2 separate regions of the Mus musculus genome follow, and region 2 is linked to region 1. A link is a loop called in an ENCODE intact Hi-C map of the cell type or tissue named here. Cell type or tissue: gastrocnemius. All regions are shown on one strand.

The links. Peaks named below come from ENCODE experiments on the same cell type or tissue, not always from the same donor. Only the 100,000 strongest peaks of a DNase experiment are listed, where the experiment ranks them.
Region 2: a loop joins it to region 1, with 1.9 times the contacts of the local background. A loop is called at or near these places in 2 of 42 quality-filtered maps.

The regions. Positions count from the first base shown.
Region 1 is chr10:7,188,658-7,196,657 of GRCm38, reverse strand. The region is part of intron 1 of Cnksr3 (Cnksr family member 3); the gene reads left to right. Among named protein-coding and RNA genes, the nearest start is that of Cnksr3, 20 kb to the left of the region's middle. In gastrocnemius, no CTCF peak of the experiment used is centred here; no DNase peak of the experiment used is centred here; H3K27ac peaks cover 344 bases.
Region 2 is chr10:7,127,987-7,135,986 of GRCm38, reverse strand. It overlaps Cnksr3 (Cnksr family member 3), which reads left to right. Exons shown (of 13, transcript NM_172546.2): 8 at 871-939; 9 at 1,319-1,465; 10 at 6,840-6,964. Among named protein-coding and RNA genes, the nearest start is that of Cnksr3, 80 kb to the left of the region's middle. In gastrocnemius, no CTCF peak of the experiment used is centred here; no DNase peak of the experiment used is centred here.

The sequences.
Region 1 (8,000 bases):
GTGAGGTAGCTGTTCTGGCAAGCACAGTGCTTGCACTACAACCCTAAGGAGGTAGAAAGCTCAGAGAACCGGCTCTCCTGTCCACAGAACCTCTGCAGACAGCGGAACTGGCCAATGCTAACACTTAGCCTCAGTTTACACACTATATCCATAATCTCGTGAAAGAAGAGTCAGACCAAGTGACTCTGGCCACCCTTAGAGGAGTTTGTATTTTGCATATCCTGAAAAGTCAGTAGGATTTACTGAAGGACTATGTGTGGGTGTGCCGGGGACTGTCTTAAGAGCCAAGGCTACAGCAGAGAACACAAGGCTACAACTTCTTTCTTTCTAGAGCTCATGGTCTAGTCGGGGCAAACTGCTGACTGGGATAATTAATTGCAGAGAGATGTAATATATCCTGTATGGAAGGACTTATGGGTATGAGGAGCAGGAGGGGATGTAGTTTTAGCCAGGCTGACCAGGGACAGATCTCAGTGAGCGCTGTGACCTATAAATAGAAGAGAGAGCAAGTACCAGTGCCCTTAGACGGGGTGTGGCCTGCATGTTGAGGCCACAGCAGAGAGAGTGAGAGGAGGGTGGGTGGAACTGGGATGGGAGATAGTGAGGTACCTAAGAGACCATAAAATAGACTTTGGCTTTACTAGTGTTTTGGGGAGCCATTGGAGGGTTGTGAGGCAAGTAATGATACCAGGTTCATGGTTTAAGCGTATAGCGATGGCGGTAGGATATGGAGTTAGCCTCACTTCACACACTGTATCTGTGAAAGAAGACTCTTGGGCCAGGTGGTAGCTCTGGCAACCCAGAGGGGAGCCTGTGCTTTGCATATCCTGAGAAGCCGGTAGGATTTTCTGAGGGGCTAGAGTATGGGTATGAGAAGAGATCCCTAAAATGTTGTGACTGACAAGTTCTCTCTCTGCCAGCCACAGAGGAGAGGCAGGCTTAGGAATATTCAGGGCTTTGAACTTGTGATGCCTTTTAACCTGTGTGTGAAGCCGGAGGGTGGATTCACGGGTCTGGATTAGTGGAGGTGTGTGTACTAGAGAGAAAGCTGGTACTTAAGACTGGATGACTTCTCCTATGAGGTAGTAAGAAACGGAGAAGGATCAGGGGAGGGGTGGGGGAGAAGGGACGAGGAGATGGCACACACTGGTGCAGGCCTGGGGCCTTTCAGATTTCTCTTACAAGTGAAGATGAAAGGCTGGAGGTAGCTGCACAGTGAGCGTGAAGACCCGAGTTTAGTCTCAGAGTCTTATAGAAGTAGGTGTGGTGTGGTGGTGAGCAGTTGCAGTCCCAGTGCTGGGGAGGTGGAGGTGGGTGAATCGGTGAGAGATCATGTATCAAAGGAGATTGATGGTATTCCTGAAGATGATATGCAAGGTTGTCCACTGACCTCATGCATGTGCACACATGCATGCACCGCTTCCAGCTTGCACACTTGCCTCGAGTGTGTGCGAGTGTGCTAGCATACACACACACACACACACACACACACACACACACACGCACGCACGCACATGCCTTTGCATCATCCTAAGTCAAGCATAAAGGAGGGGGGTCCCTCGAAAGCAGGACTGAAACGCTGCCCAGCACTACGTTTGGGATGGTAAGAGAGCCGATTAATATATCTGCCTCTGGGCGTGATGAACTTGATAGAGTAGTTGCTGTGCTGGTGGCATCAATTATCTCATTATATTTAAATACAAATGCAATTGGACTGAACCAATGTGCACTGCATGATTCTAAGTCTGGCTGATCCAGGAGGTCCCTACGAGCCAGGGCTGTGTCGAGAGAGACCCTGTCTAAGAAACGAAAAGCAAAACAAAGAAAATAAAAAACAAACCAAACAGAAACAAAAGCACCTTCCGAGATAAGCAGAGCTCTGAAGGAGTCTCACCTCTGTAACAGGCTATTGTTTGGTTATGATATAACTGGTACAGTGGGAGTGGGAGGGTGCCCTCCCTGAACGGTGCACACCACAGACTCTTCTGAAGCCTTTAATGTATCGAGTGATTTTGGACAAGTGCCTTTTAGAGGAGACTCACTCAGAGACAATCTTTCTCCACTTTGTCCAGCTTTCTGCCTCCCCACGTTGTTCTAAATCCGAGGATTTAGAATGAGAAGAGCTGGTTGTCCACCAAACTTCTGTGTTGTCCTGTTGCTTACCCAGTTAAGCAGGCAGGACTTGTTAATGTCAGATCCAAAACCTTGCAGGGAATCCTCATTGCTGTTGACTGCCCTTGGTGTCTCTGATTTATCTGGTGCATCCAGAACACTATGAGATCATATATAAGTAATGTTTCCAGCCCATGGGCAGAAAGCTGTAAGAGGAAAATTGGTGCAACCAGAGAGAGCCAATCAACTCTAAATATGGTTCGTGCAGTATTTATTGAGCACCTGTCACTGGGAATGCTCCTGTCCAGGTGCAGTAGACAACAAGGGCCCCTATTTCTTTGATACTTTCAATCAAGCAATGTGGAGCCCACAAGTATTCAGTCTCTTAGGCATCCTGGAGGAGTGGGGGTGGAGTGGGGTCTAACTCAGGTGTGAGCAGGTGCTTCAGGGAGACCTCTCCTGTAGGAAAAGACATCCAAGTCAAGACCCTTGGATGAGCAAGAGGCAGCAAGGCTTCCTGGCGGGGAATGCATCTTCTTTGCAGAAAACCAGGAGAGACAGTGTGACATTGTGCTGGTTCTGTGGTGGGGTGCAGAGTGGAAAGAGGAGGCTGGAGAGCCAGGAGAGGAGCGCACTAGATCACTAGGGTCCTCTGTGTGTCACTGACAGGCTGGAGCCAGGCAGTCTTTGTGCCCTGTGGTGATCTTCTTTTGTGAAGGAAGTGTACGTGCACACACTGCACACATGATGCATATCTATATTATAGACTCACATGCATACATATACATATTTATTCTTTTATTTGCTAATTTTTCTTATAACTAACAACGCAATATTTTATTTTATTTTTTACTAGATATTTTCTTCATTTACATTTCAAATGCTATCCCGAAAGTCCCCTATACCCTCCCTCCCACCCTGTTCCCCAACTCACCCACTCCTGCTGCCTGGCCCTGGCATTCCCCTGTACTGGGGCATAGAACCTTCACAGGACCAAGGGTCTCTCCTCCCATTGATGACCACTTAGGCCATTCTCTGCTACATATGCAACTAGATACATAGTTCTGGAGGGTACTGGTTAGTTCATATTGTTGTTCCTCCTATAGGGTTGCAGACCCCTTTAGCTCCTTGGGTACTTTCTCTAGCTTCTTCATTAGGGGTCCTGTGTTCCATCCAATAGATGACTGTGAGCATCCACTTTTGTATTTGCCAGGCACTGGCATAGCCTCATAAGAGACAGCTATATCAGGGTCCTGTCAGCAAAATCTTGTTGGCATATGCAGTAGTGTCTGGGTCTGGTGGTTGTTTATGGGATGGATCCATGGGTGGGGCAGTCTCTGGATGGTCTTTCCTTCCATCTTAGCTCCGAACTTTGTCTCTGTAACTCCTACCATGGGTATTTTGTTTCCCATTCTAAGAAGGAACAAAGTATCCACTCGTTGGTCTTCCTTCTTCTTGGGTTTCATGTGTTTTGCAAATTGTATCTTAGGTAGTCTAAGTTTCTGGGCTATCAGTGAGTGCATATCATGTGTGTTCTTTGTTGATTGGGTTACATCACTCAGGATGGTATCCTCCAGATCCATCCATTTGCCTAGAATTTCATAAATTTATTGTTTTTAATAGCTGAGTAGTACTCCATTGTGTAAATGTACCACATTATATAAATATTTATAATTGTATTTTCAACCCTTGTAAGTTATTCTTTGATTCATAGTTCCATCAGGCAAGCCTTGGTTTGTTCTTTATGTAGCATGTGTGTGTGTATATATATATGTATATACACATACACACATTTATGTGTGTGTGTGTGTAATAGAACTTGTCAGTTTGAATCTTAGGGAACTACCACCCGAGGGCTCAGTGAGGGAGGAACGTGACCCTGTGAAGGTTTATTTCCTTTGATTTGTGATGTAAAACTGATTCTGACTTTAAGTGTAAAGACACACACAAAACAGGTCTTTGTTTGAAACAAGGACCCATGAAAGACTGACTGGAAAGATAGGGGTGGGGTTGGCAGGGGCTGGGGCTGAGTCGAGTAGAGGGGAGTAAGCCCAGCTGGGGCAGGAGGGGACCCCCCCACTAACTCCATACTGTGGGGTGCGAGCCCTGGGCACACCTGGAGTCCAGCATGCATGGACATTGTCATCGATGACCAGCTGTAGGTCTCAGGCTAATGGTTTCGAGTTAAGAATGTAGGCGTTGTATGTTCTGAGACTGCACTCCAATGGGATCAGTTAGAGCCTTGGATTTTATATGGCCTAAAAGTGAGCAGGATAATGGGAGACTGTTCTCCCAGCACCCAAGGGCAAGGTGCAAGGCCCTGAGATGAGCAGTAAGGTCTAGCACCCCCCACCTTCCTCCCTTTGCCCTCCTTGTACTTTGGTCCAGTCTTCATGCTTACAAACCTACATACATCGGGCGAGGACTTTAACCCAAACCCGGGGATAGAGAATATCTGCTGGGACCATCTCAGACCCTAGCTCAGATGAGTCACCCACTTGCGATCCCCTAGCCACGTGGGTGACCTTTCAGAGTTTCTGGGCTCCTTAGGACACAGTTTACACTTCAAACTATCAGATCCTGATTATAGCTGGATATATAAAGACAGCTTGGGTGTCACCTCTGAGGGGTGTGGCTGCCTGGCTCTCACTGGCTTGCTTTCCAGCAGGGTTGATTTTCTCCCAGGGTTAAGCACATACTCAGCTCTGTGAAAACATCCATTCTCAACAGCCCGGAATTGTAATTCAGTGGAATGTGGTTTTAAAACAATTTCACAGAGTAGATTTTTAGTTTTTAGCAATTACTCTGTTTACAAAACAGTCCCCTGATTTTTGCTCCTGCCCGTTCTTCCCCCAACTTGATTCCTGACCACCCTTGGAGAAGGTTCGTAGTTGCTTTAAATGCTAGTTTAATACATTTTACCTGCTTATTTCTGCAACAGAGGATTCTGTGCTGTAAGTACCTTTTTATCTGTTAGTTCATGTTCGAACTGTGGGGTTTTTATTTTTTATTTTTTATTTTCTATTTTTTTATTTTTTATTTTTATTTTTTTTTATGTTTTTGGTTTTTCAAGACAGGGTTTCTCTGTGTAGCCCTGGCTGTCCTGGAACTCACTTTGTAGACTAGGCTGGCCTCGAACTCAGAAATCCGCCTGTCTCTGCCCACCAAGTGCTGGGATTAAAGGCATGCGCCACCACTGCCAGGCTGAGGTTTTTATTTTTATTTTTTTATTTCTCCTTCATCTAAAAAAGTCTTGTAATTGTCTATCAAGTGTAAGGACCTGGGTTGGGTTCCTAACAACACACACACACACACACACACACACACACACACACACACACACACACACACGAGATGGGTTTGGGATTGAGTAGGATACATATTGGCATTTTAAAATTAACTTGGTAATATTTGGTTCTGCCCTGAAAATTCTGTCTCTGAAAATTATGGTCCTGTGAATCAAAGAAGAGAGGAACATTTTCGCTAAGCATCATTACAAAGGAGGGAGCCATAGACACACCCCTAGGCAGCCTTAGAGACTCAGGGGGACATGGGAGTGCTGTAACAGGGGGTTTGTGGAAGTGGTAGGAGGCGGGAAGCAGACCTTCCTAATGATCTGATTGCCACTGGAGCTCCTTAGAAGGTTTGTGGCTCTGTAGATAATGATCATTCCTGGTGGAAATTGTGTAGCTACAATGTTTTAGAAGCCAATAAGCCTCTCTTAATTTTCTTGTAACAACAGATTACCTTATGTGGGCCTCCATTCTATTTCCTTACAGACTCCCAGAGTTAGAGAGTGGCTCAGTGTGGCAGGGGGCGCTCAGCTAGGCACACCCATATTCTGCTTGATTAACTTGATTATTTATTTATTTCTTATTTTTTTATTGTCCAGTTGAGACTCGCTTTCACCTCCAATGTCGACAGTCTTGTCTTTGGTTCTTGAGATGGTTCAGGATGGTCTCAGGCGATCAATCAACTCAAGGCCTGCCAGGTGAAAACCTTTGGCTTGCTCGGCTGCTGCCTAAGGTTAGCCCTGGAAGTCTCAGAGCAAGAGTGGGGATTGTGTACAGGTAGAGCTTGTCACTGTTGCTGGGGTGGAGGATACATCAGAGGACTGTGGTTAATTACCTGCTATAGAGGCGTAGTTAAGCTATATTCCGGAGAGAAAATACATTACCTAATTCACCCCGGTCTCTCTGTCTGTTCGTCTCCTTCCCTCTGCTCAGTCTTCCTCCTGTTTCTTAACCCCATCCCGGTCTCTCTGTCTGTCCGTCTCCTTCCCTCTGCTCAGTCTTCCTCCTGTTTCTTACCCCCATCCCGGTCTCTCTGTCTGTCTGTCTCCTTCCCTCTGCTCAGTCTTCCTCCTGTTTCTTACCCCCACCCCGCCTTCTCTGTGGCTGCTGCAGTATTGCACAGTGGTTATGTGCCGGGTGTGCCAATTTGGCATAGTAGCTGCAGACATTCTTGTCCTTACTCATTGTCCCCATATTCTTGTCCTTACTGTCCCCATCTGTATGTGGCACGCCACTCAGGCCGCACAGTGCTTTAAGTTGGACTCATGGGGTCACTGTGGCTTGTGCTGAGTGTCGAGTGAGGCACTCAAAGGGCTTCTTAGTATGCTGCATCTCTGTCCTGGCAGAGCCAGCTCACTCTTTCAACCGGACAGCGTCGGTTTCACAGTGAACAAGGATACCCTACCCTTCATGGATAGTAAGTCATATCTCAGAGAGCAATGGGAGAGAGAATATCAGGTCATATTGACTTCCTGCTGTGTGCTGAGCCACTGAGAAGGGAGGCCAAGCCTACCTCTTAGCATCCTCAAGGAGAAGGGGGGAACGGTCAGTGACTTCTTAAATGCCTTCTCTCAGTTCTTCCATGAATGTCCTGAGACTTGACGGCTGCCTCTCTTGGTGGGCAACGCACTGAACGCCCTCAACAGCAGAGGGGAGGTAGGCACTTCAGGTGCCCTGCAAGGCCATATTTTCTGGCTTTATCTGAGTCAGTACCCAAGACTCACCCACTTCCTGCTTCACCAAGGCTCTTGATAACCGGTGCTTGTGACAGCAGCATTTGGGTGCGTCCATTGTGTGACAGTGGCATTTGGGTGTGTCTATTGTGTAGTATGCACAACGCTGAGTAATGGCCCTGAAAGAGCAACCTCACATGGAAGATGTTCACCCTCGACAAACTCAAGTAAGGAAGCCAGCCAACAAGTCATTTCGTAAGAGCAGCGCCTATAAGCCCTGTGGGAATGGCTGCCAGCAGAGAATGCCAGTGGCCACTGCACCTCAATTACCAGAGTCACATCCCTCCCTTCCCAAGTCACAGAACCTTGCCAGCTTTTCAAAGGACTGTTTATGCAAAAGGGAGTTGCCTTGTTCTTACCAGCATCCCTCCTGGTGTCAGAGGCACCAGCCTCGGGGAAGGGGAGAGTTTCAGGGCTAGGTGAGTGTAAGAGTGAGTGAGTACTGAACTGACAGAAATAACCCAAGCTTGCAAGATACAGTGCCCAGGCTTGGGGTTTACTCTGGGAAGCTTGAGGTTCCGTGAAGAGCTTAAATGTAGCCCCGTTTGCCTGTCCACAGCAGACTTAGATGTTCTGTAAGGCATCTTTGATTGAAGTGGTGGCCTCCAGAGCAGGATTTCAGCTATGATTTCCCATAGAGTGGGAAACATCTCAACAGCCATCTCCCCACAACCCCCCACTTTTCTCGCTCTGTGTGTGTGTGTGTGATGTATGCATGTATGTGAGTGAGATCATGAAGGACAAAGAAGGTCCAGTTAGTGGAGGCACATTGGTATCAGGGAGTGCTAGGATTTAAGTCTTTTTTAAGTCTCTGAACTGTAAGCCTACCTGTTAGGAAGACTGGGTTTTTCTTGACTTTGGG
Region 2 (8,000 bases), 61 kb after region 1:
TCACTCAGTGAACAAGAATGTTCTTGGCACCATGTTTGGCTTACATCCTTTTATGGACTTTTTGTTGTTTTTAAGCAATAGCTTTCAGAAAGTACTAGACATACTTTTAAAAATGTGCATGTGTCTTGCCTGCATGTATGTCTGTGTGAAGGCGCCAGTTTCTTTGGAACTAGAGTTGCAGACAGTTGTGGGATACCATGTGGGACTTGAACCTAGGTCCTCTGGAAGAGCACCCAGTGTTCCTAACTGCAGAAACATCTCTCCAGCCCCACATATGATGCATATTGTGTGTGTGTATAGGATGTGTATGTTCATGTGCATATTTACCAGTGTGATTGTGGATGTATGTGTGTATATTCCTGTAGGTGTGCATATGCCACCGTGTGTGTGTGTGTGTGTGTGTGTGTTGGTCTGTTAACTTCTTATTTGAGTAGCATCATAGTGATATGTAAAACAAGATAGAAATAAGATTTGTGTTTGTAAGAATTACAGTGATCCTTACAAGTTTAACAGTTTACCTACTTTTGCAAGGTGAATGCTGACGGGGAGATGTATAAGGTTTCCCGGCTGTTTATTTATTATTTATAGGTGAACTCATGCCTTTTATCAGCTAACTACTTCAACAGTGTACCCATACATGTTATATTTTAGACAAAGTTGGGTGTTAATGGAGAGGCTATCCACTGTAGCCAACATCATAATAGATTATACAAGATTCATACTCTAAGGCCCATGGACTACTTTAAAACATAGTTTTTATTTTATCTTGAGGAAGCTTTATTTCCGTTGCTGGTTCTTATACAGAAGAAAGAGCTAAAGGCTGAAAGAGAGGGCTAAACACCTAAGCCAGGTCTCTTTGTTTCTATGCAGTCTCCTGCAGACAGATCTCAAAAGATTCACGCTGGCGATGAGGTCATTCAAGTCAATCGGCAGACAGTGGTGAGTTCATTTATTGGGGTATGATTGAAAGTTGAATGATTTCCCTTCAGAAAATTTAATTACCTTAACATTTAAAATTTTGTGTATGTGTGTGTGTGTGTGTGTACATATGTGCTGGAACAGGGTATCATATCCTAGACCTGTCATGATAGGCAACTGTGAATCACTCAATATGCAAGAGCAGGTAATGCTCTTAATGGCTGATCCATCTCTACAACCTCTATATTAAGAAATTACAATGTGTACCCTGTATTTCCACTGTTTGAAGCAGTCAGCGCTAAACTGAACACACTTGCATTTACCCATTTGCTCATAACTTGAGTTTCCTCAACATAAGTTCACTGGCTCATGACCACGCCTCTCTCCTCCTTTTCCCAAGGTTGGGTGGCAGTTGAAAAATCTGGTGAGAAAGTTGAGAGAGAACCCCACGGGCGTGGTGCTGCTGCTGAAGAAGAGGCCCACGGGCTCCTTCAGCTTCACTCCGGCCCCACTGAAGAACCTGCGGTGGAAGCCACCGCTCGTGCAGGTAACTGTGACATCAGAGACCTTCCTCTAGAGTAGACTGTGGCACAGCTCTTTAAAAGAGGGATTCAAGTTTGAAGGTGATTGGTTTCAGGAGCTGGTTTGCCAGTCATTACTGTTCCAATCCTGCTTGCATGAAAACGTAAACTCCAGGTCTTTGCTGAACTGTGTAGTAGCCACTTGGCATATGTGACTCTTTAAGTAATTAAAAGGTCAGTTCAGTTCCCCCATCTCACCATGGCACAGGTGGAAGGCTCGCCTTCTGTCTTGTCACTTATTTAAAGCAAAGTTCTGTGCCTTTTCCTGGGGAGTGTTCGTTTGTCCCAGGTAGGGCATCCGTGGCCAACCATCCAAGTCTAGCTGACAGTCAGTTTATTGGGGCTACTTATGGGAGCATGGTGACTCAGAGGCTGCTCTGTCACCGAAAAGCCCACCCCAGCACGAGTGACAACTCACCAAAGCTGAGTCCTTAGCATCCCGGTCATGACTGGCAAGCAGTTTCATCCGTCCTGGCAGTGTCTCTTCTCCCCAGCAAGCGTTACTACCTGTGTAATGTCAGGGGAACCTTTACTACCTGTGTAATGTCGGGGGAAGTCCTTGTAACTTTCAAGAGCATCCCCACCTTTGTGTGTTTTGTTTTCTTCCTGACTCTTAGAAGCCCCCCTTCTCCAGTTATGGGGTGATAGCAGTTGTCACTGAGTGCAGCACACACAGCTTGAACCTGATGGTAGTGCACCCATGGTGCTTAGCATGCTTAGCAGCACTTGGCCAAGGGTCAGGGGGTGGGCAGTGGCTGCACACTGTTGCTTAGGCACAACTCAAAATCGCCAGCCCATGGTGGTGTGTACAAGGCAAACCAACTGTCCTGTATGAGTTTCAATACTTAGCCTCTGTAAGCATCACCTGCCTTTACTGTCTCAGCCGAGGCTCAGGGGCCCACAAGTTCATGCCAACCCTCAGCAAACCCATTAGCCAATTTTTTCTTTTTAATAACACTTTAAACCTTTGGTTTTGTTTTTAGAAAAGGTCCGTAAGCCAAATGTGGTGATGCCTGCCCTTAACATCTTAGCAGGTGTATCCCTGTGAATTCATGGCCAGCTTGGTCTACAAAGTGAGTTCCAGGCTAGCCAGGGCTACAAAGTGAGACCTCGTCTTTAAAAGGTCCTTAAATCTTAGACCACAGTTCATTTATAGAGCTGCCTGTGATTTTTATTTTGCATCTTCAGGTGAAAGCTGTGTGTCTGAGCGCTTTGTAACAGCTGAATCCACAGGTGTAGAGGCAGCTGTATCCACAGGTGTAGAGGCAGCTGTATTCACAGGTGTAGAGGCAGCTGTATCCACAGGTGTAGATACCAGAGTGGAACTCAGCAGCACCAAGGAGAGACTGGAGCATGTGGGGCACGTGACTAAGTCAGTTAGGTTTTAAAATGAAAGAGAGGCAGCCCAGCAGTTAAGAGCACTGGCTGCTCTTCCGGAGGACTCAGGCTCCATTCCCAGCTCCCACACAGAAGCTCTCGCCTTCTGTAATTCCAGTTCAGGAGATCCGACACTTTTTTCTGGCCTCCACAGTCACTGCACACACATGGTGAGCTGACACACATGCAGAAAAACAGTTATATGCATAAAATCAAACGTGAAAAGAATGAGTTGACATGTAAACTATGTATATAATGCAGCATTTTAAGATCTGCATGTATTGTTGTTAACACATGCACACCTATGTTTGTGGTGAAAATATTTTAGTCTTCTCTCTTAGCAGTTTTATTTTTTCTGTATTTTAATTTTTTTGTTTTATTTATTTACATTCCAAATGTCAACCCCCTTCCCGGTCCCCCCCACCAAGAATTCTTCACCCCACTGCCCCTCCCCTTTGCCTCTGAGGGGATGCTCGCCCACCTGCCTTACCCACACTCCTCTCACCTCACCTCCCTGCATCCCCCTTTCCTGGGGCATCAAGTCTCTACAGAATGAGGCACATCCTCTCCTACTGAGGCCAGACAAGGCAGTTCTCGGCTGTATATGTGCCAGGGACCATAGACCAGCCCATGGATGCTATTTAGTTGGTAGTTTAGTCTCTAGGAGTTCCCAGGGGTCTAGTGGATATTGTTGTTCTTCCTGTGGGGTTGCCATCCCCTTCAGTTCCTTCAATCCTTCCCCTAACTCTTCCATAGGGGTCCCTGACCTCCATCCGATGCTTGGCTGTGTCTGCATCTGTTTTATGCAACTCAGCATTTTTCAAGTGTGTGTGTGTGTGTGTGTGTGTGTGTGTGTAAAATGTCATCCTGAGACCAGACACTAGAGAGCTGAGAGAGAGTAGGGACTGTGTAGGTGAGGTCCTTCTTGTTGATGGAGTCTGGTGGCACCTTCAGCTGGGAGGTGGGTAACATCTGTAGATGAGCCCCCACAGCACAGATGTATGGCCTGCAGGTGGAAGTTGTCTTTGGTCAGTTCTCAGAGGCAGAGTTGTGATTTCTTCCAAGTGAGCTATAAAGGCAGATGCTACAAGGGAAGGGAGAAAGCGCATGAAGAAAGTACAGGCCTACCTGTGGCCGCTCTACAGGACAGAGGGTCCTGTGGAATCAGGCAGCTGCAGGCTGGCTGCCCCACTTAGGAGATGTAGCCATGTTTGCTTAGGGCTGTTCTCTACAGAAGGGATGGCCCTGGGCTTTTTGTGCCAAAGATTGAGATCTCAGTATGGGGGTCCCAAGTTACCTTCATGGTCACCTCAAGCTCTCTGGAGCCAAAGATGGTAGGTAAAGTTGAGCTATGTAATAGCAGAGATAGGGTACCAGGCTAGAGGCCATGGACTTCACCCTCAGGTGGCAGGTCAACACCTAGTTTTATATTCCTATCTGTGTTACTAGGGTTGCCATAACAAAGAACTATAGGTTGAGTGGTTGGGGTTCAAGGTCAAGGAATCTGTAGGGTTGGGCCCTGCTGAGGCCTGACTCTCTGGCTAGGAAATAGCTGCCTTTTCTCTCTGTCTTCCCATGGCCCTCCCTCAGTCTTTACGTTACACAGACGAGGTTGGCTCCTAATGTCCTCATTTCGACTTTATCATGGCACACAGGTTCACAGGTTCCAGGGCAGGGGTCACTGGACCCCAACATAGGAATTTTGAAGGGGCAGCGTCCAGCTCGTGACTATATGTAGACCTAAGAGACACCATGTAGGAGGTAGCTGTGCATGTGTAGATGTGAGGCGATGACCTGGTGATGAGGTGCTTCAGATGAGCGACGGATGATTTGCAAGGCCTTGGAGATGGAACTCCTGCTTGAGTCCACAAGCAGCACCCACCTCATGGGCTCACATGCCAGCCCTGCTGTGTGTCCTTGTCTGTTAGCTTTGGGTGAAATGTTTCCTAAGCCTTGCTTTCTTTTTCTTTTCTTTTTTAAAGATTTATCTATTGTTTGTATGCGAGTACATTGTCCTTTTTTCAGACACACCAGAAGAGGGCATCAGATCCCATTACAGGTGGTTGTGAGCCACCATGTGGTTGCTGGGATTTGAACTCAGGACCTCTGGTAGAGCAGTCAGTGGTGCTCTTAACTGCTGAGCCATCTCTCCAGCCCCCTCATCCCTTGACTTTTGGAAATAGACTTTGGAAGGAGCACACTTCCATTTTCTCTCTCTTCACGGCAACAAGGAGCTGGAGAGACATGGAAACACATTTAATTTTGTTTCCGACCCTGGGAAGTACCACGTGAAGATGCAGACACTGCCATGCGCCTCGACTACCAAGTGCTCTTACTGTGCGCCCAGGCTGTTTGCAGAACATAAACACTGGCAGACAGGAACTAGGCTCCCTCAGCTCCTGACCCCCGAGTCTTCAGTATTCATTATGCCTGGGTGCTCAACAGTCCATGGAGGGGTGCCATCTCCTCCTCCTCCTCAACACATTTACCGTGTCCTTGCCCCTGAGAGGTGGCCACCATTCTGATTTTAGGCTGCATCCTGACAGATGAGGGTTTTCCTAAACAAAAGTCATTCTTGATGACTTGGAGGGTGGCAGGGATGTCTTATGGGAGTGACCCCAAGGATCTGGATTTTGACCCTGTGCTTTCAGATACTGATATATTGGATATCAGTGAAGTCCATACTGAACTGAATTAAGGGCTCAGGTTGGGAGATTATTCTAGAAGATAGACAGAGCCCATGCCTCTGTGCCTTTGTATCCCTTCTGAATGTTGCTGTCACTTTGATTCTCTTGGTGACCACAGTTCTGTCTACATTAACTTCCCTTGCTTCCTTCACAACCTGAGGTCAAAGGGGAGCACCTTCTTCCCACCCAGTGTCTAGCATGGACTTGCTGGCCTTCAGCCGTGGTTCCCATACTAATTGTGAGGACCCGACTGGACCTTTCCTAGCTGGAGCTGGTTGGTCAGTGTCATTGTTATATCGTAGAAGGTCTCATAGGGGATTTTAGATAAGTCCTTTCTGCATGTGCAAGACTTACGCAAGCCAGCCAAAATCCCAGCACGGATCACACAACTCACGAAGCCTCACCACTCTGGGGAGCAGCAGGCAACCGATGGCTTCTGGAAGAGGGGGGAGTCTGTTTTCTTCAGGGATGTGGACCTTGGCAGGCTACCCCTGCTGCAGGCTGCCCTGCCTCCAGTCACATTCAGGCAATACTGACTGGCCATAAAGTTAGAGGCCTGCTGATGGGGACGGGGAGGGAACAAGAGAACAAGAATTTGAGAGGAAAAGAGGGAATGGGTGTGGATTGGATCCAAACATGGTCATGTATGAGTATTAAATATTTAATAAAAATGTAAGTCCCTTGAGGTCAGTAATGTAATTAAAGTAAGGATTTAATTTTTAAAGTTAATTTATACACGAGTGTTTGTACTGTGGGTCCCCACTGCTGAATTTAACAGAGTTGTATATTTTCCGTGCAGCAAGCATGTCACATGCCCTTCATATGTGTGACCACAGTTACCACAGCTGCCCAGCTGGAAGAGGATCTTCCACCCATTGATTTCTGTCACACAGATGAGGCACAGAATTTGAGCGAGCTGCCTCAGCAGTGCGGCTAATCAGAAGGCCAGCCAGGCTCTCACCCACAGCCACAAGGCCACACTCCTAACCAGCGGGACACTGCTGCATGCTTTTCCCAGAGGAGGAAACTGTGGCACAAGGAAGGAGTTTTAAGTGGTTTTCCTAAGGCTAGAGTTAAAAGTGACTTCTAGGTCCCCTATTGAGCCAATTGCTTCACGGGAACACGGACACTGAGCACTGTTAGTATTCGTGTGAGCGTGGGTGAACTCAGCATCTGCTTGTACTCTGCCTTGTTCTGTGTGGGGAACAGGTACACCAAGAAGGATCTCCATGCTGACCTCTGCTTTTTCACTCTGTGTGTGGCTCTCTCGTTGCAGACCTCACCCCCGCCCACCACCACCCAGTCCCCAGAGAGTACCATGGATGCCTCCCTGAAGAAGGAGAAGCCAGCCATCCTGGATCTATACATCCCTCCCCCACCTGCTGTCCCCTACTCTCCCCGGTATGTCAGCCGCCATTTCATAGAGTGGACTGCTAGCGGCTGCATGGGTGGGTGTCGAAGCAGGGATGGGTCTCAATCACTTCATGGGTCTTAAAAGTTACACATTTGATCCTGAGATGCCCTTTAAGAAAAGAATGCCAACATATCTCACTTGTGAAAAATCCACACAAGTTTATGCTTTTGGGGCCTTGGATGGCACTGCCTAGGGGGCTAGTTTTCTCAGTTCCATGATAAGTTCACTTGTAGAGAGGACACTACAAGTATTTGTGTGAGAGTCATTAAAATTGTATCCTGATTTTACCAAGAAAGATAAACACATGTGCACACACAAACACAAACATATGTAGACAAATAAACACAGGCACACATGTATATGCACACACACATCTACAGATGCACAGACACACATCATCCATAAATATACACAGAGGCATACATACATACATCTACACATATACATGCAGACACACAAAACACACACCTGCACAAACTTACATACTTACATATATACAAACAAATATACACAAACACACATACACATATATACACAGATGCACACACACCATGGCACTCTGAAAAATTGTGAGGTGATATGAATTGAAGTGTGTGTGTGAGCAAGGTGCATGTGTGCTTGTGTTATTAATTCTTGGTTTGTGTCTTACCTGTGATGTGATGTAGTGGAGTGGTCACAAGGAGGACAGTAGTGATTGAGGTGTGTGCTCCAGGCTAACTCATGGGCTCACATATGGACATATGCTGGTGACACTAGAAGATGTTGCTTCTATTCAGAATACACTTGAGTGAGGGGCCGAATTACCCCTTGGCACAAACAGACTTGGTTGTTTCTGCCTCTGATACTGCCAAGGTCTCAGTCACCTGGTCAAACACAAACCAAGAAGGACGCCTTGTATGTCAGAAGGCAGAGGTGGAGCAGCAGTTGTCGTAGTGAATGTGCCTGCTCATTTGTTCCTGCTCATCAGAAGTTTTGCTATCTTGTGTTCTTGCCTGGGGACAGAGCAGCTGCCCGTGGTTTCCG